Linked DNA regions of Homo sapiens: region 1 is linked to region 2. A link is a contact called in ENCODE Hi-C data. All regions are on one chromosome and are shown on one strand. Each heading gives the region's core, a stretch centred on a gene start or an enhancer-like site at or near the end of the contact. The rest is flanking DNA. Distances are from core to core; before and after follow the strand shown.

What was found. Hi-C counts contacts between places; a loop is a spot of excess contacts on that map. Pooled maps may share reads with other maps.
Region 1: a loop to region 2 is called in a map of gastrocnemius medialis, with 2.1 times the contacts of the local background. The contact joins the enhancer-like site here to the promoter of DTNA in region 2. A Hi-C loop is called at or near these places in 1 of 168 maps with a recorded cell type or tissue (gastrocnemius medialis) and 1 of 50 pooled maps.

Annotation. Positions count from the first base shown.
Region 1 is chr18:34,837,405-34,840,104 of GRCh38, forward strand. It overlaps DTNA (dystrobrevin alpha), which reads left to right. Exons shown (of 23, transcript NM_001386795.1): 12 at 690-767; 13 at 1,341-1,433. Among named protein-coding and RNA genes, the nearest start is that of DTNA-AS1, 71 kb to the left of the region's middle. Within about 2 kb of position 1,412, at least 9 of the 41 ENCODE cell types and tissues checked have a DNase peak (open chromatin) inside an H3K27ac peak, as active enhancers do; they include gastrocnemius medialis, where a contact is called at or near this core.
Region 2 is chr18:34,708,860-34,711,559 of GRCh38, forward strand. It overlaps DTNA (dystrobrevin alpha), which reads left to right and starts at 1,439. Exons shown (of 23, transcript NM_001386795.1): 1 at 1,439-1,586.

The DNA.
Region 1 (2,700 bases), core at 162-2,661, 130 kb after region 2:
CTTTAAAATTGTCATTTAAATTACTAAAGAAAATGAGTAGTTCCCATAATGAATCCATAATGTTAAGAATTTGCTTTAGCAATGAGACTATATTCACTAGCTTTGTATTAATATAAACATAAGAAATAACAATATATATGTATAAGACTCAAAGGTGTATTTCTCTGTTCCTCTGAAAATTTTCTTTGTAGCTCCACAGCCAAGATCATGTGGCTTTTGCTTGGAGTAGTAAAACACTTCTAATATGAAGCAATCTCTAGCTAGGTAATTTTCAAGTCTTTCTATCCAGAACAGAAAGTTGGAGGATGTAGGGAAGGCTAAGTTCTTGAGTGGGATCTAAAGGCTGGCAGGACTTAGTGAACTATTGGACTGTTTACATGATATGCCATGATAAATGTTGAATGAATTTTCATTATGTCTAGACATACTCAATATAAATGCTTGCTTGTTAAGCAAATAGCAGAGGTCAAATCTGGGATCATGGTGATTGCGATTGTGGTTCTCAGGCTGGGTTTCTATTCCTACTTGAAGTCTGTGGAAATCTGAAAACATCTTGAACATTTCAAAATAATAAGAGATCTGTCTAAATGAAACTTGGATCTAGACTTGGGAGTGTCTGTTGCCAGTTTCTATTCTTGAATGCATTGCCGTGTTTACGCTCTTCTTGGCTTTCCCATCTTATTAACTAGCTCTCCTCCCAAGGACAGTGAAGTAGAGCAGAACAAACTGCTGGCTAGGGCTGCTCCAGCTTTTCTGAAGGGCAAAGGGTAAGTTACAGCCAGAGTGTACTGGAACCCTGCATTAACTAAACTAAAAATGGAGATTTCTTTTGTCAAAAATGCTTTGTGTGTGAAAGACTGTCTTTGATTCAGTAAAAGCAGCTCTGCTTTAACCCAGTTAACAGCACTAAGTAGTTATTTCCAGTAGACACATCTGTGTTGTTATTCACTTTCCCGAATTTGTGTCCTTTTCTTTTTTGAAATGACTAAGCTGAAGACTCGATTTTCTGAAGGATATTTAATCTTTGCTTGCAACCAATTTCAATGTATTTACTCTACAGATGAATACCTTGGCCTTAGTGGTTGAAAAATGTAAATCTGTTTTCTAAAACTTTATTTAACCTAAATGGAAGTCTTTATTTTTAAAGTTAGTGAAATCGAATTGTGGATTTCATTGCCTGGATTTCACTTGTGTTTTTCATAGCACATCACTTACTACCCTTCCTTTACCTGCTTGGTTTTCTAAATGCCTTTTCTACCAAAAACTCACTCCTACCTCCTCTACTTATTTCTGTCCACCTCTCTTAACAACACGCTTTCTTTCCCCCTGCCCTGTTTCAGGATACAGTACAGCCTGAATGTGGCAGACAGGCTAGCTGATGAACATGTTCTCATCGGGTTGTATGTCAACATGCTCCGGAACAACCCCTCATGGTTAGTGCAGGTTTGGCTGCTTGACTGTCCTTAGAGAGGGATACAGTCTGAGCTGGTGACAAGCAGTCTCAGCAAGGAGCAAGGTCACTGGATGCCAGTGGTGACACTGAAGCACTGTTAACTGGTTCAGTTAAGAAGTCTCTCGTGATGTTAGTTTGGATACTTCCCATGAAGGAACCATAGGATTCATATCCTTGTTTATATATTAGCTAAAACGAAAACTTGCATAAAGGGATGCCTTGCTAAATATTAGCCTTCAGGTAGATTCAGGACTCCGGGTCCCACCAATCAGTTCTGTGCTACGTGTCATGTCAAATTACCACAGGATGGTGATAAAAGAATTTGTCTTATTCCAAGGACATGGATGTCTCTGCTGATTTGGAAAACAATGCTTCATTTTACTTAAGAGTGAAAAAGAGAAAATGCGATGTGATTGAATCACAAAATGGAAATCATTTCTTTAACAATGATAACAGTGGGAACAATCGTCTTTCAGCAATTCTATTACACATTTTTCTGATGACCATCCTGCTAAAGCCTGCTTTCACATCTTGGAATACACAAAACTTAGTTTCAGATATGTTAAATTCAGGAATTAAGATAGCCCTGTGTACTTGGATAAAGCCATTCAAAAGGCTTTTCTCCATTTTCATTGTGACATAGGAGACTCCTTCCATTGGTTAAAGTTACTTGATATTAATAATAAATGTGGATTTGCAGCTTGAATTAAAGGAAAAGGACAAACTATGTATCATATGTATTTTTCAATCTAGTTCAGACTATTGTTTTATAAACATATTTAGCAAACCAATTCCTTGAAAATATGTCAATTTTTCTCAACCACTTCAATTTTCTCTCAATTAAGGGCCCATGGATTTTCCATAGTTACAATTATTAAGAAAGCCAATGGGTTCAATTTCCATTAAAATGTTTCAAACCTTTAGCATGGCAAGTCCTCTTTCCTCTACTATTAGAGGAAAAGTAATTGGCAAAATTAATGGCAATTACATTAAAAGTGATGACAAAAACTGCAATTACTTTTGCACCAACCTAGTATTTCACCAAGGCATTCCTCAGATGCTAGGCCATTGCTCCATGCTCCTTGCCCTCACCACTTGATGTTATTAGCCGCTTTGTTTCTGAACCTCTTTCCTCCTCACTTGAGTATTTTCAAAATTTTCTTCCTATTACTGCTTCTTAGATCTATTTTTGCAAGATTAATACATGAGATAATTTTTAGTTCTCATGAACTGATGAACATTTATGT
Region 2 (2,700 bases), core at 189-2,688:
CCATTTCCATTCCTTGTTAAAGTAGGAATTTTACAGAAGAGTAAACTGAGGGTTAGAGAGGTTAAGTAACCTATCCAAGATCACAAAAGTAGTATGGGCTAGAGCCAGATTTCAAATCCGCATCTGCTTGATTCCACAATTGCTCTTCTTAAGAACTCCTCTGCCTTGCCTCTCTTTGTGATGTGATGTACTAAGAAAAATTCTGTGCAGATCTCTGAAGGGTTTAACCACAGCAAGCCATGCTCTGAAGACAGTCCTGGAGGAGTTGAGGGAAAGCTTTCAGATGCCATCTTTATCCATTGAAGAAGTAGCCCTACCTAGTGCCAAGTCTTTTGATGGTTACTTGGTAGAGAAAGATGAGTAAGACAATGTTCCTGTTCCTCTGGGAGTCCATCTCTAAAGAGAGAAGATAGATATGCAAACAAATTATTGTGAAATGTAAGCTAAGTTTGGGAAATAAGGAAGGTTGTGCAAGAGCAGAGTGATTATGCGAGGCCTGAGGGATGAAGTAGCCATCCCTGGAGGACGGGGGCACCCACTGGCTGATTAATGTACCATGGTGGGAGGAAGGACCATGCTGACATGCTGGCAAGCGGGGAAGCTCCAGTCACCTGGGACTCCTTCAGCTTTTCCCTAAAGGACTGGTAATGCGCTGAAGGTGATTCCTTAAATCCTAACTACATAGCCATTGGTTTGGGGAGTCCCAGGATTGCTCAGAGTTTGTATCGTTTCAAATCCAAGACTGCTGCTCTTAATATAGAGCCCTCCCCACCTCAGCAAATATAGCCTGATCGATTCCAGCAGGCTGTGTTGCCTGCTTTAAATTTAAATGATAAATTTTAAAAGAACTGAAATCTGTTTAAATAACAGTTAAACACAGGGTTTTGATGAAAAGAAAATGAAGAATTTTACCTCCCACATCTAAGCTGTGATTAGAAGTTTGCTCTAGAAAAAAAGCACTTTGAAACTAGCCCTTCATACACTGATGTAGTGTTTTCAGCATCTGTGTTTACTGAATACATTACTGCATTTTTTAATGTTTCTAAAGGAGCTGTGGGATTATTGCTGCATTTCCTATTGAGTTAGTAACTGACATTTAAAAATATTTAGTTGGCTGATGTAGTAGATAATGATCAGTATTTCAAAAGATTAATGGTGACTTAAAATGCATAGAGATATTTCATTAGTTAGTTGGGAAACCTTTTATTCTTATACTTCTGTTATTTTTTTCTTGTTCATGAAGTTGAGTCAGCAAGAGAAGCATATTCAAATTAGACTTGTCATACAGAAAAAAAAATCTGACTTTGTCAGGGTGGGTGGAGGGGAAAAAAGCAACTTTTTGTCAGTCTTTTGTATTTCAGCAGCTGGATTCATTGCTACCATGGTAACGGACCACATGATGAGGTGTATTAGATTGCTGTGTGTTGAGCACAAGGGGAAGAATGAACACAGCTTTTTATTGAAGTTAAAGGTTACTTTGGAGTTTGTTTGGAAATGTGTAAGGTCAAATACTATAGTTTTCAGCATATGTAGTACTTCAGAGGAAGAATTAAGGGGCATGTTGGTGCATTTAACTACAAAACCAGGTAAGGTACAATTGAATCTATGAAACTGAACTCTCTGACTTCTGTCGCAGTGGCATAACTTGCTGGGTGGAATTTCACTGTCGCCCCCACCCCCACCCCCACATGGGCACCCGATAAATTTCTCCTGCCCACCCTCCTAGCTCCTCCACCTCCGGTTTCAGCTGTTTTTAATTTGAAAGTCTAAGATGTTGTGAAATGTTATAGTTTTATGGCAGTGTGTGTGTGTGGGAGTGTGTGTGTGTGTGTGTGTGTGTGTAAGTCAAAGAAAGAAAACTGCAAAGGAAGTAATAAGAATGCAATAACTGGTGTCTTCAAATCAGCGTAGACCTGAACAAAGTGTTTTCTTGTTTTGTTTTTTGAAAATGGTCCGCTTTTCTTAGAGGACACCTTATTAGTGGCATTTGTCCAAAGCTACTTGTCTCTTCTACTAAATTAAGCAGTAGGACAAAGTTTTCCAGCAAAGTTATCTAGTGTGTTTATTGTATGTGAGCTTTTGTTTTTCTTTCATCATATTATTGCGAGCCTCATCTAACATGTATAGTCCGGTTTTATCTATATTTTTTAAAACATCTATTATTTCTATTAGCATTCTAATCTTTTAGGCATTGTGGCTGTATGTGTGATACAGGATTTAAAAATAGAAGTAAATACAACATGGGTGAGTGCAAAATGAACTCTTTTGCTTAGAGGCTGGTAGGAACTGAATGTAAACAATTCAGTGTGGCTGTGTGGAGCATCAATTCCCAGAGCGCAGACGCCTTCTCATGCGTTGTTTACATATCACCCTGGCAGCTTGTTTCAAAATGGGAGGCTTTGGTACACACAGAGCAAGTTAAAGGAGAACAATTTCTTTAATAATAACTTATTTTAATTACTTTTTCATGGCTTTTACTGATGTTTGATGTTTGATGTTTGACTTTCTCATAAGATATTAGGATTTACTCTAATTTTAGCCAGGGGTTTACTTAATGCAACTTCTTTCCTTCCTCTTAGAACAAAGCTGTCTTAGCAGCTTTTAGAAATAAAACCTAATTAAATAGTAGCAAAGCCCTACTGTTATTCTAGTGTATTCACTGTCCACCTGAAAAAGTGCAGATATAGGAAAATCTTTTTG